Regions from separate parts of the Mus musculus genome. Here all the other regions are linked to region 5. Evidence: chromatin loops called from intact Hi-C (ENCODE). Cell type or tissue: left cerebral cortex. All regions are shown on one strand. Region 1 has its middle 12 kb from the start of Cryzl2. Region 2 overlaps Cryzl2 (crystallin zeta like 2). Region 3 overlaps Ralgps2 (Ral GEF with PH domain and SH3 binding motif 2). Region 4 overlaps Rasal2 (RAS protein activator like 2). Region 5 overlaps Sec16b (SEC16 homolog B (S. cerevisiae)). Region 6 holds the start of Rasal2 (RAS protein activator like 2).

Region 1 (4,000 bases), 90 kb before region 5:
TTGGTATCCCCCTGCCTCCCTCTGTCCCTGTCCTTCCTTAGAGATCACCTGCTGCAAGGAACGCTGGGACTTGAGGGCAGGCAAGTAAGTCCAGCAAGCATGACAGTCACATGCTAGGTTCTTCTTGCTTCCTTCCCAGTGAAGATGACCTTAAAATAGAGCTCTGTTTTGAAAGAGTTTCAGGGAAAACTGATGAATATGGACGGAGGAAGGAAACCGGAAAGGTCCAGTTAAAGGGCAAGGCGGAGTCCTGCAGACTTGTTTGCTAGTGTTCCGAGGTAGCGTTGACCCTGCATCAGCAGGCGCTCCCAAATGTGGGGACCTGACTCCCACCACTACTCCTGACCCTTTAGCGATTCCCAAGTGCCCTAAGGGTTATTACCGAATATCCCCACTAGAACAGGCTTCTTCTTTTTTTTTTTTTTTTTAAAAGATTTATTTATTTATTTATTTATTTATTTATTATATGTAAGTACATTGTAGCTGTCTTCAGACACTCAGAAGAGGGGGTCAGATCTTGTTACAGATGGTTGTGAGCCACCATGTGGTTGCTGGGATTTGAACTCTGGACCTTCGGAAGAGCAGTCGGGTGCTCTAACCCACTGAGCCATCTCACCAGCCCTAGAACAGGCTTCTTAAATGCTGGGCTCTGCCTCTTGGGCTCCCTCTTACCCACTTACAGGCTCTTCTTTCAGTTCCTTAAATAGGCCTTGCTTCCTCTCTTCCCTGACCTTTCTTTGCTTCTAACTCCTGTATTCGATGATCCCACTGGAGGGCTCTACCTCCAGGAAGCCTTCCTTCTTTCTTCACCTGGACCCTGAGTTAGGCTTCTCTCCTACGGACACTCACAGACCCTACCTTACCTGCCACCCAGTACGTTGATTCAGAACTGCTCATTCATTTCCCACACTGGACTGTAAATGGCTGAGGGCGGTATGAAGGTCTCTGTCTTGTCTACCTACCATTGTATTCCCAGAGCTTGGCACCCAGTAGTGCTCTGCAAGCTTGTATTGAATCCACAACACTGTGCCAATATGAAAATTGATGGCTGATGATATTTAAAGTACCCGCTGAGGCACCAGGAGAAGGCCTTGAGTTAGACTCTGGGTCTCACTTTATTCCAAGGTCCCCTTTCATCCTACCCTCCCCACAATAATTTACAAACATCTTAGTCTGCAATGATGCCATTCAGCCCCCTTGGGCCTGGGGCTCCTTGATGAATATAGGCAAGCATCTATGTCTAACTTACCACTCTATTCTATTAACTTGAAAACTGCTAACTCATTATAATCTTTTAAAAAAGATATCTTTATAGTTTTGCCTTATCTTTGAACTTTTTGGGAGTAGGAAGAATGCCTTCGATTCTTCCAATATCTAATGTTTGAGAATGCACAATCTGTACATCTTTAAGGACTCATTTTTCTCTGGGAATCGGATTTCTGATAGTGCCACTGTGAAATGCATGCAGGATATATTCAGTGCTGTGGCAACGAGACAAGTTTCTGGAAGGAAACCGGTTCCTGGGTGGGCTGGCAAGCTACTGGCCAGAACAACATGGGCACCACAGCTTTGGCAGTTGGCAAGGGAGAAGCGCTCGAAAAGGCTGCTTCAGGCTGCCCTCTAGTGACCGGAGGCTCTGCCAGGCCAGAAGTCCTTGAACTTGAGCAGGAAGCAGAACCATCTGGGGGGTTTGCCTAAACTATACATGCCAACCCATAGGGTGCCATACCAGTTGGAAGACCAACTCTTTTCTTCATCAGCACCTTCAGGGATCTGCTGCTGCTGTCCTTGATTGCACCGCAAAGGGCCTACGCACTCGATGTGAGAACATCCAAGCTCATTTTGATGTCGCTGGGCATGGACCATTCACTGCTCACTGACTCTGTGTGTGTGTGTGTGTGTGTGTGTGTGTGTGTGTGTAGACGGAGAGAGGAGGGAGAGATGGAGAGACAGAGACAGAGAGACAGAGCAAGCATCCCTGGCATGGACACTAGACTATTTATTCTTCACCAGACTTGTAAAGGGGTGGGGGTCAGGGGCTGGGTCATTCAGCAAACATTTTGGGAAGGATTGTATCACCCCCTCTTGGTGTTTCTACACAGTCCAGTGAATCAGTAATGACGGGTAGCTCCAGCCCCCCTTCTTGTTTTATGCCTCATGATACATATCCTTATGGCCAACACTGTGTTAAGCTGTGCAAATATATCATATCCCGAAGTCTCTAGAGGCACTGGGAGTAGGGCATTATTTGTACCATCCAAGCAGAAGCGTGGGTATCCTGGACAATCGGCTCAAGCATAGGCAACAGCTAGGATTCACTTTCGTGCATCTGTGCTTGGATTCTGTTAAGTAAACTCACTGGCAAGGCAAACAAAGCAAAAGCCACATCCAGCTCTCCGTTATGAAAAGGACCCATTCATACTCAGAAACCCAACAGAGGATGCTCATAGCAACAAAGCAATTGTCTCCCTGGATCTCAATACATCTCTCCCTCTGGACAGTTTTAACTGAAGGCTGTTGCCCTACTTAGGGGCTGTCAGCACATTAAAATGTTTGTGGAGTCCTGCCACTTGATCAAGTTCTCTGGTGTGCAGCCTGGTACTCACTTAAATCATTGATGCACTTTTTCCTGTCCTGGTGGCCCCTCATTGGGTCAGTGCAATGGTGAACCTTATTTAGTGGATTTGGATTTAATACTGGATCTGAGTGCTGCACTGGGGCCTGGAAATAAGAAGGAGGACTAGGTAAGACTGAGTGCCCAACTTTCAGGGGTCAAAGCCCAGAGGGCACTTTATCTTTGATGCAATATAATATGCGCTCTACAGGAAATCCGAGCTCAGGGCTAGGATAGCACAAGACAATTATCCTCTCTGTTCTCAGGAACAAGTTGAACAGAGCAAAGCTATCACCGATGCCTCCGATAATCTAATAATTGATGACCACTAGTATTTTCGTAGGGATTGCCTAACGTTACATCATTTGCTTTCATATTTGCTAGGTCAGGTCTCTCTTCTTACATAGTCTCTCTTTCAGTACCTGGAAAAGAAGCCACGGCTGGGAAGGTGCCATCTGATTTCAGCTGGCTAATCGGCTTTTCCGGAAAACTTTAAGCATAAACTCACAGAGCCCTTAATGAGAAAGCTCATTAAAAGAGCCGTCTAAAATGGTGAGACAAATTACATGCACAACCCAGCCCACTCTTTTCCTCTTGGTTTCCTTCGCTCCCTCCCAGGCTGTGGCATTAAAAGGACAAGGTGAAGTAAGCCATCAGGTGGAAAAAAAGACCCTGCCACTCTAGGCAAACCATCTCTACCTCGATGCTTTGATGACATTTTTTCCCCTGCACCACTGCAGTGTTAAAAAACGTTCCCCAGACAGCAGGAAGCCCATGCACATATAATGATGGCCTTGGTAAAAGCCTTTGATTGTGTGTATTTGGGTGGAACTTGAGCTTGTAATTGGCGAGTTCACAAATTGTCTGTGACAGAGCCTCTCTCTCTAGAAAGCTTGTTTATCCCAGGGAAATCGAAGTTTCCTTTCTTGGGGGGTGGGGAGAGATGTTGGGGGGGGGGCATTTCCAGGAATGTTGCTTCACGATGGTAGTAGACAGTCTATCTCCATGGCTAGTCCTGTGAATTGTCCTATTAGATCATTCCCTAGCACAGTCATCTGTAAGGAAACCTAAGGCTAACGGGGAGGTTCAGGAGCTAAGCTAGGCTTCCTGCCTCCTGGCTCAAAAGGAAGTGAGAGCAGTGCTGTCCACTGGGAGGAAGAGACAGACGGGAGGTGGGTCTTTCTTTTCTTAATTTCCTTTTTTTTTTCCCCTTTCCTCTCTTATCCTGGGGAGCCTGAAAGGAAGATTACACAAACACTAACCCTTCCACACCTGGTAAATGAGCAGTGTTTGTGGAAAAGGAAATCCTCCCCGACATCTTGCCCCTTGATTGACTAAGTGTTAAGAATAAAGTTCTTGTAACCTTGCTGTGTTCCCGGGCTGAGG
Region 2 (4,000 bases), 65 kb before region 5:
ACAGATGGATTTATAGGCACATACCACTGTGACTGGCTCTGCACTGCATTTCATGGGTCAGACTCTTGGGCAGTGCAGGTTGAATATCCCTTATCCAAACATCTACACTTGGCAGTACTTAAATTTGAAAGCCTTTTGAGAGCTGTAAAGATAGATATAGTTCCATAGCTGTGCTTGTCATGTTGTAGTAAAAACACAGGCATGGCTTAGCAGGCACGACTTAGTGGTAGAGTAGTTGACTGGCACGTGCAAGGCCCTGGGTTCAGTTCTCAGCACCATAAAAAAACAAACAAAAAAGGAAAGAAAATTAAGCTTCTTCATCTCCAGGGTGGGATATAATATTCTCCAGTTATTCTAAGCATCAGAAGGCTGGGGAAGGAGAACAGGAAGCTAGAGGCTAGCCCGCACTGCATAGCAATATCCTGTCCCAAAGAAACTACGCAAGCGACCCTCTGCAAGACAATGACAAAAGGCCCCCAACTACCAGCAAAACCAAAATTGCCTTCAGAGTGCAGGTTCTGAATGTCATCTCAGACTTTGTGGTGGGTGTTCTCACTGACAAGGCAACTCTAGGGGGTGCTTCAGTGCTTGCAGCTTTGAAACTTTCCAGGCCTTGAACTTGCCACCCATCTGTGTCATGTGCCTTGGGCCTGAGGCATGGTTTCCCCCAAGGAGAACAGAGGAGAAAAGTCAGGCACACACGCACTTTGGAGTAAGGTGATGCTACTGGCTTTGAGCGCTGTTTTGCCACCTACTACTTGGGGTGACCCTGGCTCAGCTGCTTAATCTAATGGAGTGGCAGTTATTATGCCTTCCTGTGATGTTCCTCTGACATTTAAGTAGAATAAGCGATTGCATATGTCTGACAACCGCTGCAACTTATCCAACACTATCCCCCAACGTCTATGGAACCTTGTAGTCAGTGTTCCACTTTACTTTAGGAGGGGGTAGCTGAGACCCAGGGCTACTGTCTGGCCATGAAGAGGTTAAGTGTGTGGAGCCTGATTAACTGAGCTATCTGGATTTGAGTCTCAACTGTGTGGTCTTCCTTGTATAATTTACTTTTGTTGCTACAGTGAGATGCAGCTGGTGAGTAGAAGGGCCAGGATTTGAACCCTGGTCTATCTGACATCAGGAATTCCCCCCTAGCCTATATCCACGCACAGGGAAGCCTTTTCTAGTCTTCAAGATCTAGACTAGATATTTCTGATTTGTGCTTGTGGAGCCTGTCTCCTTCCCTGCCACACACATCTTGCATTCTTGACTCCAAGTGTGATGTCTAGCTTGTATTCTTACAGTATGGCTCATGGTGGATGCTCATGGCATGGTGGTTGGTGGGATGTGTCCCTCCTACCTCACGACTTGGTTCATTGGAAACCTTATGTTTTTCACTCAGGTCATAGCTGCCACTGGAAGTGACGAGAAGTGCAAGCTGGCGGTGCAGAGGGGAGCACAGTTCAGTGTGAACTACAGCCAGGGCAGCCTGAGGGATGCAGTGAAGAAGCTGGCAGGCAGCGGTGGGGTCAACGTAGCCATTGACATGGTGGGAGGAGATGTCTTCCTGGAGTCTCTCCGCAGGTGCGGGTATTGCTCTGTCCAGAATGGTTAGAGCTAGGGCTCCACACAAGCTCCATGCAGTTCTAACTCCCTGCATCTCTAACTCTCTCTGTCTTTGCTGCTCACATCTCCTGTAGGCATCAGCGTCAACGAGAATAGCTGAGTGGGCGGGTGACAAGGAACAGAAGCAGAGAAAATCAGGAAATGCTTAAATATAGTAAAAACAAAATACCCAACTGGAAAATATTCAAAAAATGACTCCAGACTCTCCAGTTGGCAACGCTGGAGACTTTAGAAATTATCCATGTGTTAAATCTAGCTCTCTGGTTCCCCACTAGGCTGCTTTAAATATGTGGGGGTGTGGGGTCCTGGGGCGATCATTGTTCAGATGCTAAGATTGCTGTGGTGGTAGTTTCTCCTTCCCAGGATGACTATGCACCAAGGTACAAGCTCTTTTGATGGCGCTGGTCCCGCAGTTGCTGTGTGCTTCCTTAGTTTGTCTGATTAACTATGTGTCACTAGAGACTTGGTAGGACTATTCTATCTTACAGTCTCTATATTTCACCCAGGGCTTCTGGTGATCTCTGAGAGCATTGTTCCTGTCTGCTCTTTCTCCATCCCCCTTTCCTTTCCTCCTTGGTTTCTTAAGACGAGGTATGTGCTGTGCTGTCCTTAAGCTCCCTCTGTAGCCAAGGCTGGCCTCGAACTTCTGATCCCAGTACCTCCTGAGTACTTAGTTTATAAGTATGCATGAGTCACCACACCAGGCCTGCTTTCATTTTTCACATCTGTGCTTTGTAATTTATCTCATTTTTGAAGTAGAAAAACCAGAGCAGCAAGAGCTGCCGGCCCGCAGAAGGAATGCAGTTAGTCTTGGATAGAACCCAGCAGGCATCCCTGAGCTGGGAGGCAGGTGTCTGGACACTGGTGTCACTTGCTGGTCCTACGCGCAGAGGAGAAACAGAGGAGGAAGCAGAGACCAAGTGGACCCACTCTTGTGCCTTCCATCTTGCATCCTGGATAACTGTGTTTTGTAAACAGCCTCTCACTTCCTTTCTGTGCAAAGCCCCGTGGGAAGCCATTGGTTACGACCCACGTGTGGTGTGCTCTCTGGCACTTTTCACAATGGGCTGCACAGAAACCTCAGGAGGCTTTGTAGATTATTCAGAATTCTCTAAAGAAGTCCCATGCCTTAAGGAGTCCTAAAGTGCCCTTGTTTAAAGTGACTCTTTATCCCTCATATCCCATCAGCTGCCTTATTCCCTACCGCCCGAGGTCCAAGCTGACTTGTCTTGACATACAACCCATGGAGTGCCATTGGTTGATACCCAATATCCTTCCACACTTGAAGTCAGCCTTGATTCTAAAGCACCCGGTCCGAAAACCTTTTCTGTCTCCTCCTTGCCGTCAGCCTGGCGTGGGAGGGCAGGATCGTGGTGTTGGGATTCGCTGGAGGAAACATTGCGTCCGTGCCCAGCAACCTGTTGCTCCTGAAGAACATCTCGGCCATGGGACTGTACTGGGGTCGCTACCAACACCAGGACTTTGCAGTGTTTTCCAAGAGCATGTCCACAGCCATGCAGTACTGCCAGCAAGGGCTCATCCACCCCCACACGGGTGCCGTGTTTAAGCTGGAGAAGGTGAGACGGCGCGTAAGGAATGAGGGGGAGAGCAGGCTGGGAAATTATCCCTGTCAAATCTGGCAGCCTTATCTCTGAGTCCCATAAGCCCTCCTTTGGTGGACTGAATAGGTAAGGATGCTATCCTGAGTGTTGGGATGTAGAGTGTCACGGGCTTCAGTGTGTCCAGATCCCCGCCATTCTCCTGGCTTTCAACATGGATGCGGGATTAAGCTGAATTTGAGGGCTCTGTCAATCACTGGAGATTCAGAGGGAGGGAAGTTAACCGTGCACTAGAACATAATATACATGTGTCATTTTGAACCTTGAACTTTGCAACACAGCGTCCCAAGAAGGAAGCACTTGACCTGACCTTTGGTTTTCAAGTACAGATGTCTCAAAATATAGCCGGATGATCTGAGCGCCATACTGAGACCAGAACATGAGTTGTGCTGGGCGTCAGAAGACAAGAATCCATCCATTAGTCACTGTAGTTAATTCTGTTGCTTATTCACTCCCTGTTTTCATTCCCCCGCAGTCTCATAATTGTGGCTTAGACTTCCACCCCAGCAGAACCGCATGCATTCATAGGCAGCTTGGCTGTGAATGCGAGTCCCAGGCCTTTCCTGGGACACCTGCCTTTCTCTTTCTCTAAGAACTTTTTTCCTTAATGTGTTTTAATGTTAACAAAACCAAACCAAACCAAACCAACAACCCCAAAACCAGCCTGTTTGGTAGTTATAGTCAGTGATGAAGGCCATGTCCTGTTCAAATGTGGATTCGCAGAGGTTAGGCTCTTTCACTGTCCCGCTTCACAGATTACC
Region 3 (4,000 bases), 620 kb before region 5:
GGTATGCTGTATACCTATGCAGTTCTAAACGGCTGCTTTAACGATGATCCATCCATACCTTCAGAGTGCTAACCTCTAATGTTGACAACTGACTTCTAAGTGCCAGCTGAACCTCCCTCAGCTCTAATGCTTGAGGACTAGAAATGGTTCAAATGTCAGAGTTCCTCAAATGTTGGAATATTTATGCAGATGACACCAGTTGAATAACTTTAAAAGTTTCCTACTTTGAAGTGTTTCAAATCTTCTAAGGATACTTAGTATCTATAAATTAACCATGTTATCAGCGTATTCTAATATGTAAAATGTATTCTCAGTTCAAGACTAAAAGGTCGCTCATCCTTGGCATGAAATGTAAAAAGTATAAGCTATACTTAAGTCTAAATCTGAGAGTAGCTAGAATTTCAAACAATGGTGATAGTTCTCATGGACATGAGCACACCCTGAAACTGTGAGAGAGCGAGGTCTGGGCAAACTCCCATTGCTTGAAGCCAAGCATAATGACAGGGTTAGCAAATTCACACACCACCCAAGAAGCAAAAGGGGGAAACGCTGGTAATGTTAAGTGAATCTACTACATGTTTAGAGTGTCATGTCAGAACAACTAAATAAACCACCTTCCAGGAAGCCTTACTCACTCACTAAATGACTGTTTGAGTTAAAACATCTATTTATACTTCATATTTGTTTCTAAATGCTTAAGGCATACATTTAAGAAGCCTGAGAAAGGAGGTTTTCAAAACTAAGTCAGCATATTAAACTAGAAGGGAGGGGATAAAGACAGCAAAAGTGCTTCTTCTACCCTGTAGCCCTCTAGGACCTGAGCTGAAGCACATGGTACTCAGGCAAAACCTTGGAACGCTGGTCCATCGCCAGCATGGGGGCACACTAGTCCAATCACCAGCATGGTGGCACAGTAATTCATTACCAGCATGGGGCACATGCCCATAAATACAACTCCCCGCCCCCATACTTGTAATTTAAAACACCAAAATATTCTTTTAAAGAGTATATAGACTGAGCAGTTTGCATTTGTGTATTTGTATAATTTATATGTAATATTATGTAAATATATATCAATTATTACTAGAAAAAGAAGCCATAAATATGAAAAGATTAAGAAGGGCTATATAGGAGGGAGGAAAAGGAAGGGGAAATAATACAATTATAATCTCAAAAAAATAAAAGAAATAAATTTTAAAAAAGAACTCTAGCCTCTACTATACCAAAACATGCACATAGGTTAACTATAAATAAATGTGCTCTAAACATTGTTTTACTATGTAGCTTTGCTGGGAGTTTATACATTCTGGTCAGACTCTGTACTCAAGACTGGCTCTTAGAAGTCCACTTAACTCACAATACTATGTACTTGAGGGTTTTTTTAAAGCATGCTTATATAATACTAGCAATCAAAGCATGAAAACAACCCAATTGAATCCTAAGTAGATTTACATGTCTAGCAAAGTGTGCTGCTGTGGGGTCATGAGGGAACACACTGGCATGGGAGGAAAGCTGATTACTATCAGCTCTCCTAGGTCTCCAGCTTGCTAACTGTGAATGTGCCTTGGGACTTCTCAGTCGCTCTGACTACAGGGCTAACTCCTTAATGTGTGCACATGTATGCATGTTGTGCATATATGTACAAAATGTATTAAAAGAGCTTTTCATTATCTATAAAAATCTATTAAGATATATACACAATTATTCTAAAGGGATATATATACACATATGTGTGTGTGTGTGTGTGTGTGTGTGTGTGTGTATCTATCTATCTTCTTGGTTGTTTCTGTGGAGAATCCTAGTATGCTATTCTTATAATTTCACTTCTAGTTTGAAACTATTTCCAAATATATAATATAAAAGGAAATTAAATTCTCCTGAACTACAAAACTCTTCACCTTGAAAAATTCAGTTATCTAAGCAAGCTACATGTCTAGTAGAAAGTACAGCTTTACCGATAGGTGGCGATATAGGTCACTTGTTCAGCAAAAGGAACATACAGCCGGAATGTACTCAAGAATGGCTTTTCTGGACTGAGTTACAGATAGACAAGTATTTTTGCCTGAAGCTAAAGGAAAGAATAACAGAGATGAATATTACTGAAAAGGTAGAGGTATTTTAAAGATCTCAACTGGGGTTATATTTCAAATCCCAGATCTTTCCATGTTTTGATGCCCCTTATACCTAGCATGCTTCTCAACCCTTCTCCTGCTCCCATGGAGAATCTTAGCTACGAAACCTTGCTGCAAACTGATGAAATGTGTTAAGATGAAAGGAAGGGAAAGAAAGAAAAGAGAAAAGCTTACCTGCGAACTCCATTTCTCAGATTTACGTGCGAGAGCACCAACCCAATGCTGAGCTCATGTGTGCTCATCTATAATGGGTTAACCAGAGATGGGTGGGTTCTAATTGTACATCTGCTTGCTTATCCTTGGCACTTTCTTCATAGCCAGACCATCTTTCTTATCCTTTCTCATATGCTCAACTGCTGTGAAAATGACAGAGTGGCAGGAGATAAATTGTCTGTTTCTCTGTCTCTGTCTCTGTCTGTCTGTCTCTGTCTGTCTGTCTCTCTCTCTTGATGGCAGTTCATTACAAGAACAAACAATACAGTTAGTAGTATAAACAAAGGCGAAGAGAGGCAAAAATCCTCTTTCTATTAGAACAATGAAAATAGTGTGAATGTAACAGAAAGCAAAATTCAAGAAAGAAATTTGAAGTATGAGGACTGAGTGTGGAGAAGCTGATATAAAGGGTGACTACCGTCTGTCACCCTGGACTTTATTGTGCCCCCAGTATGGATGAGTTCTTATAAATGCACTGCTGACAAGCTTGCAAATCTGACTTAGAAAGTTAAAATATACAGACAAAGAGACTAAGAACACTGTCAGTTGTTCCAACAAATGGATACCTTTATGATAACTTCAAGTATAATAAACCCTTGATACTATGAGGGATCTATCCCAAAACACCTTGAAAGATCCCCACCTTTGAAAATACTATAATGGCACACAAAACATTACGGTATAATTTTCTTTTTAGTCTTACAAACAGTTAATGATTCTAAGAAGTCTGAAATGACACATACTTCTAGATTAATAAATCATACTGGAATGTGCTTTGCTGGGTAATAGACTGGGTTCAAATCTCTGCTCAGCATAAATGATAAATTATTATGTGTTACACCCTCCTGGTCATTCACAGAACCAGGCTTGAAAACCACAAGCCTCAATACAAGAAAGCTAGAGATCTACTCCACTAGTATCTAACCAGCCAAATGAACATGACATTCTCTAGTGCTAAGCATCCCACAAACTAAGGGTGGGTGTTTGTGTCTTGGCAGTACTGGGAGTGAACCTGTATCATCGGGTATGCAAGGCCAGCACTCTACCACTGGGCTAAAGCTTTCCACCAATTTCAGATTATCAAATTGGGTGTGTTGGCACATGCCTATAATCCTAGTATGTAAGAAACAGGGTCGGGAGACAAGAGCTAGTCTTGGCTATATAATAAGCTCAAGTATGAAACCCTATCTCAAAAAAAAAGGAAGGAAAGGAGGAGGGGTAGAAGTGACTGGTTTGCAAAATATATGTGGCTTCTATGGATCCAGATTCAACCAGCTATAAAATATGAGGAAAAATTGCATTGGACATGCATATTTTTAATCATTTCCTAAACAATACACTGTCACTACTTTATATAGCATTTATATTGGGCTAAATATTGTAAATAACCTAGATGTTAGGAAGATCTGCACAGGCTATATGAAAATACTGTAACTTTTTTTCTTGATAGCCTTCCCATGATGCCAGGCTGACCTTGAATTTACAATCTTCTCATCTCTACTTTTTAACCTGAGATTATAGGTCTGCCTATACCATCATGCCCAGCTACTACACTATTTAAAATAGAGTACTTGAAGATCTGCATACTTTGGTAACTAATAATACTTGGGAAGGAACTGCTATGCTTATATAATTTATAGCGTGAGCATGCACGC
Region 4 (4,000 bases), 240 kb before region 5:
CATAGGCCCACAGGGAGCAGCCCAGTTAGGAGGTGTAGCTTTGTTGGTGTGTCACTCACTGGAAGGTAGGCTTTGAGGTTTCAGATGCTCCACCCAGGCCTAGTGGTTCACTGTATCTTCCTGCTGCCTGCAGATCCAGGTGTAGTATGCTTAGTTACCTCTCCAGCACCATGTCTGGCCTATGTGCCACCATGCTTCCCACTATGACAATAATGTAATAAACCTCTGAACTATAAGGCAGCTCAATTAAATGTTTTCATTTATAAGACTTTCTATGGGCATGGTGTCTCCTCACAGCCACAGAAGCCCTAACTAAGATAGTACTTAACTGAACAGGAACTTTTTGTGATGGGTTTTGTCTTAGGGTTTCTACTACTATGATAAAACACAGCTACCAAAAGTGACATGGGAAATAAAGGTTTATTTCAGCTTATAGCTTCAAATTATAGTGCATTACTGGGGAAAGTCAGGGTAGGAACTCAAACAGCAGGAACCTAGAGGCTGAAGCCGAGGCCAGACAGGACTGCTGCTTATAGTCTTGCTCCTCATGTCTGGTTTAGCCTGATTTCTTATAGTACTTAGAACCACCAGCCATAACACCTCCAACATCAATCAAGAAAATGCACCACAGGCTTGCTTACAGGCCAATCTGATGAGGGCATTTTCTCCACTGAGCATTTTCTGCCAAAATGACTCTCTTGTGTGAAGCTGACAAGAAACTAGTCAGCACAGGAGTGAACAGATCATTTAGCTCATCTAGACCATTTGCAGGACCAGATTCCACAACTTAATGCCTCTCATTCCAAATTTATCAATTCAGTGTGGTTTTTATGTTTTCCTACTCAAGATCCAGTCTTGCCTGTGGAGCTTGCTATTTCATTGCAGCAACATATCATTTTAACAATAGTACCCACTTACACTACAGTTTATGGTTGCTAGAGTCTGTATTTTACAATGAAACCTTATCAAAATACAACTAAAAAGTATGTAACTTTAGAAATGTGCTTAGAAATAAGCAGTAGCTTTGTAGCTCACCTCCTTCTCCTTGTTGAGCAACACCAACTGGCTGTCTGTGAGGATGCAGTACTTCCTCTCCCATGATGTCGTCTCAGTATAGGGTGACTGACCACAAGACAGACGGTGGGTTGGTGGGCCTTTTACATCTGTGTAGCAAAAAATAAAAACCAATTAATAAACCATTCTCATGCCTAGTACACCAATATTTGAAATATAAAATTCTCATATGGTGAATTAATAGAAGTGATTCTAAACATGAATCTCAATGAACTAAAATTACTTTTATAATCTATTATAATGGATTAAGGAAGACTTCTTCCTACAATCTTTAGAAAAGCTCAAACATTCCAAGATGAAAACGTACCAAAAGCTTAATATAGTAATCAACATAGTTTACATTGAGACAATGGGAGGCTGTTTCAGAACTAAACCGATATTACTAAAAATATAGGAGCAGGGATAACAGTGAAAAGAAAGGACAACAATTTCTCGTCTAGGGATGAAGAGGATTTGAGAATACAATTAATCAAGAATTGAATGAGCAATGTAAAGAGCTGAGTGACTACATCTACAAAATGGATTTATATTAATAAGAACTGGGACTAAAACTATGGTATCACATTACCACTAGAGGCCACTAAGATCTTAAAGCATGCAAAAATTATTTCCTCAAGGAATGATCTAAAGATGGCTCTTGGAAGTGAGGGTGTCTAACATCAAAGTAAAATGAGCTAATAATTCCCAAGTTCCGAATGGTACTATTATTCTCTGTGCCTTTAAAATGGTTTAATATGAACTGCTGACTCATTTGTACTGTGAAATGAGAAACATATCTTAATAATAACTATATATTAGATGATTAATATATAATCATCTAACTAGATATTAAATAAACTTTTATGTTAGTTCCTTAAATATATTAAAAGTCATTTGGCCACAAAGGACTACTTCCTTTTAAAAATATACCAAAGCAATTACTTCAAATACCTATTACTATTAAGATGTGCTACAAGAGCAATCCAAACTGGTGACAGTAGTAAACAAATACCCACAACGGTAAGGCCATTGTAAATCTTAAATAGCAGGTATATGGCTTTGACTTCAATAAATGCAAATAGTTTCTAACTGTCTCAGGTTGTAATTATCCAAATATGCAAAATTACAGGCAGTTATTTGTAGAAAGCTACAACTCAGTTATCAGAGCACATAAGTTCACATGTCTCCTCTCGAATCCTATAAGTGGTCAATATTACCTTCATTTTTTTTCTGGCTTAAATTCTTAGCCTCTATGAATCTACTTAAATATGTCTTGTTTTAGGGAACTCACCAATTCCCTCCAAAAAATAATTTAGGGTGTAAGAACCAATAATACTAAGAGTTTGCGAGACATGGTGCTGATTCATAGGAATCTATTGCCTCGGCCTCCTGTTACTTTTTCTGTTTCTGTTCTATAAAATATATAGCAGTTACATATGGCATTGCAGTATCTTCACTCCATACCTATAGCTTTCCCTTTGTAGTCTAAGCATCTTTATTTAATGTTAGAACTGCATCTTAAATTATCCTAAAGTTTTTCAAAATTATTATGAAAACCTTAAAATTCCTCTCTCTCTCTCTCTCTCTCTCTCTCTCTCTCTCTCTCTCTCTCTCTCTCTCTCTCTCTCTCTCTCTCTCTCTCTCCTTCCCTCTCTTTCCTTTTCTCCCTTTCCCCAAGTCAGGATTTCTCTGTATAGCCCTAACTATCTTGAAAAATCACTCTATAGAATAGGGTGTCCTCAAACTTAAGAGATCCACCTGCCTCTGCCTCCAAAGTGCTGGGGTGAAAGGTTTATGCCACCAGTACAAGGCTAATAAATAAATTCTTAAGCTTTGGACATGTTTATAATACTCTTATCTATAGTCAAAAGTTATGTCAAAATTGACTGCAGTCATATGATCTAGACAAATGAATTATATTTTATTGCAATGTAGGCTTAATTCCACAGTGAAGTATTAGGAAAACTTAAATCTATGTTAAATAGGGACCCAGTAACCTACACAAGTTGTATTCAAGTGACTAACTTTGTTACACTAGGTAGCCATGTATAAAACAAACTGTCCATTGTACTATATGACTGATACTAAAGCTAGATGGTGTTGATAGACCCCCACCCTTTAAAAATTAAGAGTTTGAGAGCCTATATTTATGTTTCCTGATAAAAGATAAATCTACATCAGTATTAAACTTAAGAAAACTTGAATTATCTGTGTGATTCTGAGTACTCTGAACACTCTTCGTCTGTGAACCTGAACTTTCTTCTAGTTTCCCCTGGTGCTGTGAATGAGTCAACAATAAAGCATGTAGATTCCTAGAATCATTTTAGTTAGTAACTGCAGGAGGAACAGGAAGCATTTTTAAAAATCTGTCTACAATGAGAGACTGATGAGTTATCCTAGAAGCCACTATTGTTCATTTTTATAGCTATTTTCATAAGTTTTGATAGTTTTAAGAGTTATATGAAAAAAGACAGGAATAAGTGATTATTTTTGTTCTGTTTGGTATAACTGGATTAAGATTTAAGAAATTGTTTTAACAAAACAAACAACAATCCCTGATGTTTTTTTAGACGTCTATAGATTTGACTCACTCTATCATGTAATGCATGGAGAATTGTAAGAACAGAGCATGCTCAGATCATTGCCCTACTTCACCTTAACAGTATCGAAAAACTTCATTTTTGACTCTAGTGACTTACTTCTAATTCTGAATTCCAATTATTTTTAGTACCTAAAATTCACTAGAGAAAAGCATAACAGAGTCACAAAGAAGACTCTTAATAGCAAAATTAGAAACAATTTTAGATTTGCTGTGTCCCATTCCTATGAGAATACTAAGGACATTACGTGCTGGCCTCCTTACAAAAATTAAATAATTTTAGAAACATTAAGAAGAATCCAAAGTAAACTTCTATGCAAAGCACTTTAAGACTGGCTATTTATCACC
Region 5 (4,000 bases):
CAGCAAATCCAGCCTTCTCCAGCAGCACGAGTCTGGGCTCAGCTCTAGTAGCTACGAGCTCAGTCAGTACATGACAGCTGCCCCCGAGGAGTATGAACCTATGGTGTCAGCAGCTTGGAGGCCTATTCAGGCTGGTGGGTACCAAGAGGCCACAGGAACCGGTTAATTCTGATCAGGAAAGGTTGGGTCATGGGGGAAGTCACCCTTCTGTGTTACCAGGAATGGGTCTACATTTGCCTTGCTGGTTTAAGCATGTCTCCCAGGCAGAGAGGCCAACTTTGGATCTTTTTCCTGCCTTGTCTTCAGTAATGGAATGTGCATCATAGGTTGCTCTTGGAAGGGAACACTGCTCCCAGTCATTGTTAGGTTGGGCCAGGAGGCGCTCTGGAGTGCTTTCAGGCAACATGTGAGAACAAGGGGACCTGGGAGGACTGGGTGAAGTGAGGGGAGGTATGAACGCTAGTCTGGAGGCTTGGCTGCAGAGGCTGCTTGTCCTCTGACCGTGGCTGAGAATCCGAGATGAGTGCGTTATCATTTGGACCATTTGCACTATAATCTGACGTATTCTTAGAGGGTTAAGTCAGACTAGAGCATGACTTTTTCTAACCAAGTATCTCACCTAGCATCTCATCCTGGCCCAGGTAGAATGGGAACAGTAGTGTATCAACTAAAAAGCACTGAAAATAAACCTAACGATGTCCACCATGTGTCTGTTGGCCAGATGACACCTCAGCGACAGTTCCAAAGGCACCTATGAGGTTCTATGTTCCCCATGTGTCTGTGAGCTTTGGGCCAGGAGGCCAGCTAGTGTGTGTCCCCCCCAACTCTCCTGCTGATGGACAAACGGCCCTCGTTGAAGTGCACAGCATGGAGGTAATCATTATCTTGGGTTCCAGGGATGCAAGTACTCGGCTCAATTCAATGGCTCGCTCAGGCTCTCACTTTGCTTGAGGCCGGGCATCTCCAGGAGGGGGAACTGAGTCACATGTGCCTTAGATTGTGAGCAAGAATGGGTGGGCTTTTCTCTAAAAGAAGTGATGCTAGATTTACATTTTCCCTGAGATGCTAGTGACTCATCTTTCAACAAGTATAACTGTCTCCACAAGGCATTGAGCCACACCACAAGACCATAGCCCTGGATATGAGACTGGATTCAGCTGGTGGGGACTGGCTGGAAGAATCTTGGTGACCTAATTTTATTTTCTACTCCAGGTTTTACTTAATGATTTTGAGGATCAGGAGGAGATGAGAGCTTTCCCAGGGCCCCTTATTAGGTAAAGTACTGTAAGTGTTGTTAAGGGTGTGTGTGTGTGTGTGTGTGTGTGTGTGTGTGTGATATGCACACATGTGTGAAGGCGTACACATGCATACATATGTGGAAGCCAGAGGAAGACATCTGTTGTTTTCTTCTTTCTCTCCCTCATCTTCTTTTGTTCTCTTAGTTTTTGAGAGAGGATCTCTCACTGAACCTGAAGCTTGCCATTTTGGCTAAGCTGTCTGACCACTGAGCTCCCAGTATATGCCTGTCTCTGTCCCCCAAACTCTGGCATTACAGGAACACATTGTCCATGCCTGGCTTTTATGGGGGTGTTTGGAATTTGATCTCATGTTCTCTTGCTTTCAGAGCAACTTCTCTGACCCCACTAAGTTATGTCACCAACTCCTAAATAAAGGCTTTTGAAAGCTGAGGACTCTTCCTGGCCAGGTCTTGGTTGTCAGGGAAGAAAATGTCTATTTTATTTGAACCAGATTTTTCTATGCCAGTAGGTAGAAAAAGAGATGACCTGAGTGATTTTAGCAAGCTGTTTCATATTTGAAGAGGAGAAAGAGAAGTAAGCTTAACAAGTTAGACCTTTAAAAACAGTTCCATTTCATAGAGGTTAGCTGGTAGGAAGCTTCAGTGTTCCAAGGACTTGATAGAGATTAGTGGGGAAATGGAGCACGGCCTGGAGAAACGTTCTTAAAACGGCTTTTTCTTGAGCTGATTTTTCCAGCTCCCTGCCATTGTGAACGTCTGCCCTCTGCAGGAATAAAGTAGAACTGCTGTAGCATTTTCAGCCACATTTCATCGGGTTTTAGCTGTGATGAGTCCTGGGTGGGTGGGTGTCAGAGGACCAGCATGCCAGGTAGCCTACTAAGTACTGGCTTATCAGCCATCTTTAAGTTTTTCCCTTGAGAAATGATATAGCACTCACTCTGCCTACTCCAAAGGCCGTGAAACTCTATTCATATGAAGGCCAGTGAATGTCGCTACTTCTTTGTACATGTAATCTGAAGCTAGCTCACAAGCACACGCTCACACATGTATGTGGGTACAAATGTAGAGGTCAGAGGAAAATCTCAAGGGTCATTCCTTAAGTACCTAACCCTTTTCCCCCTATGTCTTACAGGTTTGCAAAAAACTAAGTTGTGTATTAAATAGTATGAATGTTCTTGAACATTTAACAAGCACTTACTTGATGGATGCCATACAGTTTGCTTACCCCCTTTTTTAATGCAGGCAGTTGTTTTTAAAGTCCCGTCCTAAGTTAAGGATGGCACTGAGGCTCAGAGCAAGTGAGATGTTTACATAATCCAGACATGGACCCAGTCTTGTCTGACTTGAAACAGAACCCTTCTGAGAAGTCATTTAAGGTCTTTGGGTTTACTCTCCTCATTTAAAAGATGGAAGGATGCACAAGAGAATCTCTGAAACTCCTCCCTGTTCTACAGGAAAAAAACCCCCAAAACCCCAAAAAACCAAAAAACAAACGATCTTGCGATTCCAGACTTCCAGTCCTGGGCTCTCACCCTTCTGCCATGTTAGCGAGTTCATTGTACAGAGTCTGTACAGGGAGAGTCAGTCTGCTCAGGCCTTGCTTCCTGAATCGTCCCACAGGGAGGACATACACAAGGTGGATATCATGACGTTTTGTCAGCAGAAAGCAACGCAGTGTCTCAAATCTGAGACACCAGGGAGCAGAGACTCAGCTCTACTTTGGCAACTGCTGGTTCTCCTTTGTCGACAGAATGGGGTAAGTCACTGCTTTGATATAGGGGGCAGATGGAAGCTGGGCTGAAGTTGTTGTCTTTGTGGGAGTTGGTATATAGCACAGTTAGAAAAAGCAGTCTTTATGTAGCACTGTTGCCCAGAGGGAGAGTGTAGCTCCGGTTCTAACACTGGTGTGCCAATGCTAACCTTTTCCTGGAGAGTGCCCCCTGCTGGCTGGGGTTTGTTGTACAATCCCTGGATTACTGCACCAGCCAGTGGAATTGTGAGTGGTTCCAATAAGCACTGTGGCTGCGGACAGGCAGAGAGTAACCACGATAGTGAAGCTGATGTTTGAAATTCAACCATTCATAAAAGATCTCCAGTGTATTTGCACGACTGCCTCAGGAACAAGTCAGAGACCCTGCTGTCTTCCTTCTTCAGCCTGGGCCCAACCTGGGGACTGGTTGGAGCATCCCCCAGGATGACTCTCTTTATCCTGCAGTCCATGGTGGGATCTGACATTGCTGAGCTGCTGATGCAGGACTGCAAGAAGCTGGAGAAGTACAAGAGGCAGCCCCCTGTAGCCAACCTCATCAACCTGACTGACGAGGACTGGCCGGTACTGAGCTCTGGGACTCGTGATCTCCTCACTGGGGAGATTCCCCCCAATGTGGATACGCCAGCGCAGATCGTGGAGAAATTCACCAAGCTGCTCTACTACGGAAGGAAGAAGGTGAGAGAGCCTTTCCCTCAGACTTCCTTCAGATGGGCGTGGACCACCATCCCTCACCCAGTCTCCCGCTCCTCCAATGATTTGGCCAGAATATACTTCTTTTAGATCATGTGAAAAGATCAGAAAGTTAAAGCAAGAATAATAAAAATACATAGGTGTATGCCATCCACCCCTGCAGTGTTTATATATTTACTTCCAGTATTTCCCCATTAAAAAATCAGTTTAAGTTTCATAAACGTGTCAGGCATGGTGGTACACTCATTTGGCTGAGGTAAGCAAGACTGAGTAGGAGGCCA
Region 6 (4,000 bases), 130 kb before region 5:
GCAAGACCCCCTTAGTTTTGGTTTGTATGGACAACAAAGCAGTCTCCAGGGAAAAATCCTTAAAAGAAAAGCAGCAGCATTAAACAGCAAGTAAAACTGAGTTTTAATTAACTGACAAAAATCAAACATTAAAAAAAAAAAGATGATGCAGTGGAAATTCTACCACTAAACATAGAAATACTTCCTCTGAATAACTTCTTGTGCATGAATTTATGTGCATGTAAGCCAACTACTTCAGATTCCACATTGTATGCAGAAACCTGGAGCCAGGGAGATAAAAATGACTCAGACAAAATTAAATGACAACGAAGCTGTGGCAAAACCAAAAAGAAAACTATCTGGTTCTTGGCCCTAGTTGTGTGCTACTAATTTCTAGGTTTCTTCAAACATATTTAGACGTGTGTGCATATGACAAGTCCAGTTCTAGAACAGACTACCAAAACATTAGTAAAAATTTACATGGGTTACATGTGAAGGATATGTACAATAATAAGGTCTAGAATATCCAGCTCTGAACACTTGTCAGCCAATTATCATATATACTAACATGGTCCTCTCTCTAACATTGTATAAAAACAGTAAGAGAAAGTGTATACAGACAGAAGATAAAATGTAACCACAATGTATTCCAATTTATAGTCATTTTTAGACTCTCATCAACTTTTGTTATAAGTGATCAGCTAACCTGAACTAGCAGACAGGTGGACTACCAGGCAGCAAAGCTTTTAATCCAACCTGCTGAGAATGAATTGAGTAACTCTGCGTCAGTTCCCACCTCTTTGCTTTAATTCCCCCATTTAGCAAAAAGGAAGAGAAAAAAGAAAGAAAGAAAAAAAAACATTTAGAAACACCAGCAAAATTCTAAGTAGTATATACATAAATTTCTAAGAACTAGCTATAAGGAGAGTTGCTTTTTTTATATAACTAAAAAGACCCTACAGATTATTTAATCCACTCATTTTGTAGATAAGGAATTTGAGGCAAAAAGATGGCCTTATCTGCCCTAAATTGTTTAATAATTTTTAGTGACAGAACTGAGGCAAGAATTCAAATGTCTGGGATCTTTCCTGAAGTCAACTGAACTGTCCAAAAGACAACTTATAAACCATGAAAAGATGGTCTTGAATTATAAAGCACAGAACCTATTTGGAAGTATGAAAGCCAAGCCATAAATACAATATGCTGATCACTAACAGCATATTAGACAAACAAAACTGCAGGACAGCATCTCAACACTGTGTGATTCCAGATACTTCAAATTGGTCATCTTATATTCAACCACATTACTATGTCTTTTATGGTCATGTGTAGCAGAAACATTCTGCTAGCTTGATATTTTGGAAAGCCACAGCTAACCCATGCATACAGCATGTTTAACGTTGCCACAGCCTTTCCTGAATAGAAAATCATCATTCAGGTTTAATTTAAAAGATGGTTACTCGGAATGCAGAAAGGGAAAGTTTCTTTAGTGTGTTCATCACTTTAAACCTGCTGAGTGACAACCGGGTAGCTTAACCACGAAAACCAGAAACAGCAGTGCAATCTGAAACAACCTACACACTCAGGACAAGCAGAGAGTACGGTTCAAGGAAAAGCTGTCGGTAAATCTACTGCTACCAAACACTTGAACTGGGGCTGGTGCAAGGGCTACGGCTAGGGCTGGGTGTCTCTCCCATCTCTGCCCCCCACCCACAACCCCTCGATTTTGTTTTGTTTTGTTTTTCATTCATTAGCTCATCTTCTACTAAGCTTTTTCATATCTTTCTCTCAACACTTGCTTCACACAACAGGAAGGAAATGAAATCCCATTCACTTGGTTTTGTGCCTTGTTCCATTCTACCTTCCTGAGGACTCAGCAGCAAGTGCCTTTAATTAATCACCTAAGAATTACGTCCAGATAGCTCAACTCTATAAACTTACTGTGGATATCTAAAGAGGTCCAAAGGAGCCTACTGAGTCACATAACCAGGCGCTATATATTGGATAAACTTGTCAAAAAGCATTTTCTGCAACAACAACAACAACAACCAAAAAAAGATGTGGACAGCTGACCTAGGATAGATGGGGGACTAAGAATGCATCGGAGCCCAAGGAAAGATGAGAAACGCCAGCCTCTGAGGCAGACGACTTGTGATCCTTACCGAACACCCGGACCCAGCTCTGCTGCTGGCACACTGACTCCAGAAGGATCCGATCCAGCATGCCACCGGCCACTGCTCCGCTGACTGGGACGACCGCGTCCAGATCCTCCGGGGGCAGCGGCGAGTCGGACTCCAGCCCCGTGAACATCTCCGGCCACGACAGCGCCTCCGCGGCTCCTCCGGACGACGGAGACAGCTCCATGGTGTCCCAGAGGGAGCAGGCGGCGGCGGCGGGGCGGGCTTCCCGGCTGCGGGAAAGGGACGACGGCGCGGCCACCAGCACCCGAACGGCTGCGGGCGCGGACACCGCTCACCTCCTTCCCCGCCGCCCACCGCCCGAAGGCCGGGCGCCGCAGCCCACCTGCAAGCGGAGGGTGGGACCCGGGCCGGGAGGCGGGTCCAGCGTGGTCCGGAGCGGAGGCGGGTCCCGGCTCAGGTGCGGGTCCGGAGCGGACGCGGAGCACCCGGGAGCGCGGGCTCACCTCCCGCCCCCACGCAGCCCTGCTCAACCCCCGCGGGCGCGTTCGCGGGCCGCCCGGGCTTGGGCTGAGGATGGAGCTCGGCCAGGCAGGGCTGGGCTCGGGGGCGTCGCCGCCAGGGGCCGCCCCCTCTGACCGGCTCCCGCCGCCGTCGCCTCGGGGGCTCAAAGCGCCGGCTCCCTCAGCCTGAGGGGCGCGCCCCGGCCCAGCTTCTGTCCGCCTGGCGTCGGCTTGCTCCCGCGGAACGCGCAGGCCGGCCCGCTAACTCTCAGGCCGCCGCTCCGGCCGCTGCTTGGGCTCCTCCGGCTCGCGCTCCTCTGAGAAACCCACAAGCCCGGCAGCCGCGGCGCTGGCGGCGGCGGCAGGCGGCATCCCAGGGTGATAGGCCGAAGCAATCGAGTGCCGAGCTCACGGCCGCGTGTGCAATCCAGTAACCGAGCGGAGGAGGAACTGCCGCCGAAGACAGCAAAAATCGGGCACCGAAATACTCAGCGGGCCAGGCCCGCCTACTTTCCTAAGACTATCCTGCTCCGACCGCCTCTCGGTGCGGGGATCCTCGAGCTGCTGGTGGAAGCAGAGACGGTGTTGGGGAGGCGGAGAGAAAACGGGGTGCGGGAAATTTAAAAAGATGGGAAAGGCGCTTCCCTTTTATCTTAGCCCCTATCCTGTTGATTTCTGGACCAATGCTTCTTTCTCGGACGAAGAACATGAAGACGCTGCTTTATCTAACAGTCACCTCGGAAGAAACGCCATGGTTCCTCCACAAGGGAGATCTGGCCCCGCGTCTTGGATCCTGAGATCTGTGCGAGATCCCGGCTTTGCGCCCTGTCCGCCCTGGAGCTGGATTTATCATCAGTTTAGAATAGCATGGCTACGATGTGTGGTGCGGATGGATGGACGAGCCCCGCAAGTACATGAAATGCCCCAAAGCCCCAGCATTAACCAAACAAGCTTCTCTTTTTTGCCTTTGATCTTTGCAATCTGTTGGCTTCTCTTCTAACAGTGTCACTTGGGTTTTATTTTTGGTCTATGTGTAAACTGTCTTCCTCCTTAACATTGGCTTCGTTTTGTGCCCACCCAAAGCGGGATTCACCAATCCAGATTTCAGAGATTTTAGGCATAAGTAAATAAATAAATAAATAAATAAATAAATAATAGTAATAATAATAATTTCGGGTAGAAATTTACCAATTTAAATTATGTTGACAAATCAGGTTTTTCAACAATTTATGAACATGGCTACTTCAAACCAATCAGGAATTTTTCATAATTAGATGATGCTAAAAAATATTTGGGGGAGGGTTTTTGTTGTGTCCCAGCCCACCCCAGCCCTCATTTCTCTCTACTTTGACCTTCTATAAGAGGTCAATCTAATTTTCT

What was found. Hi-C counts contacts between places; a loop is a spot of excess contacts. Peaks named below come from ENCODE experiments on the same cell type or tissue, not always from the same donor. Only the 100,000 strongest peaks of a DNase experiment are listed, where the experiment ranks them.
Region 1: a loop joins it to region 5, with 2.8 times the contacts of the local background. A loop is called at or near these places in 6 of 42 quality-filtered maps.
Region 2: a loop joins it to region 5, with 2.2 times the contacts of the local background. A loop is called at or near these places in 5 of 42 quality-filtered maps.
Region 3: a loop joins it to region 5, with 4 times the contacts of the local background. A loop is called at or near these places in 6 of 42 quality-filtered maps.
Region 4: a loop joins it to region 5, with 5 times the contacts of the local background. A loop is called at or near these places in 15 of 42 quality-filtered maps.
Region 6: it touches region 5 in a loop (4-fold over the local background); 5 of 42 quality-filtered maps call a loop at or near these places.

What each region holds. Positions count from the first base shown.
Region 1 is chr1:157,444,917-157,448,916 of GRCm38, forward strand. No RefSeq gene overlaps it. Among named protein-coding and RNA genes, the nearest start is that of Cryzl2, 12 kb to the right of the region's middle. In left cerebral cortex, a CTCF peak has its summit at 1,626 (motif pointing left); DNase peaks (open chromatin) are centred at 669, 1,605 and 2,375; H3K27ac peaks cover 1,889 bases.
Region 2 is chr1:157,469,220-157,473,219 of GRCm38, forward strand. It overlaps Cryzl2 (crystallin zeta like 2), which reads left to right. Exons shown (of 10, transcript NM_001033284.2): 8 at 1,397-1,578; 9 at 2,969-3,197. Among named protein-coding and RNA genes, the nearest start is that of Cryzl2, 13 kb to the left of the region's middle. In left cerebral cortex, no CTCF peak of the experiment used is centred here; DNase peaks (open chromatin) are centred at 1,731, 3,189 and 3,709; H3K27ac peaks cover 2,876 bases.
Region 3 is chr1:156,915,688-156,919,687 of GRCm38, forward strand. All of the region lies in intron 1 of Ralgps2 (Ral GEF with PH domain and SH3 binding motif 2), which reads right to left. Among named protein-coding and RNA genes, the nearest start is that of 4930439D14Rik, 21 kb to the right of the region's middle. In left cerebral cortex, a CTCF peak has its summit at 1,958; DNase peaks (open chromatin) are centred at 1,980 and 3,359.
Region 4 is chr1:157,298,102-157,302,101 of GRCm38, forward strand. Rasal2 (RAS protein activator like 2) reads right to left here. Exons shown (of 18, transcript NM_177644.5): 2 at 1,036-1,163. Among named protein-coding and RNA genes, the nearest start is that of Gm51654, 47 kb to the left of the region's middle. In left cerebral cortex, a CTCF peak has its summit at 1,653 (motif pointing right); a DNase peak (open chromatin) is centred at 1,661.
Region 5 is chr1:157,534,640-157,538,639 of GRCm38, forward strand. Sec16b (SEC16 homolog B (S. cerevisiae)) reads left to right here. Exons shown (of 26, transcript NM_001159986.1): 6 at 1-134; 7 at 722-873; 8 at 1,213-1,274; 9 at 2,879-3,014; 10 at 3,474-3,704. Among named protein-coding and RNA genes, the nearest start is that of Sec16b, 10 kb to the left of the region's middle. In left cerebral cortex, CTCF peaks have their summits at 2,035 (motif pointing left) and 3,214 (motif pointing left); DNase peaks (open chromatin) are centred at 2,015 and 3,088; H3K27ac peaks cover 250 bases.
Region 6 is chr1:157,409,596-157,413,595 of GRCm38, forward strand. Rasal2 (RAS protein activator like 2) reads right to left here and starts at 3,000. Exons shown (of 18, transcript NM_177644.5): 1 at 2,142-3,000. The coding sequence starts at 2,343. It overlaps 2810025M15Rik (RIKEN cDNA 2810025M15 gene), which reads left to right and starts at 2,757. Exons shown (of 3, transcript NR_027984.1): 1 at 2,757-3,530. In left cerebral cortex, CTCF peaks have their summits at 2,250 and 2,971; DNase peaks (open chromatin) are centred at 358, 1,360, 1,595, 2,386 and 1 more place; H3K4me3 peaks cover 3,926 bases; H3K27ac peaks cover 2,115 bases.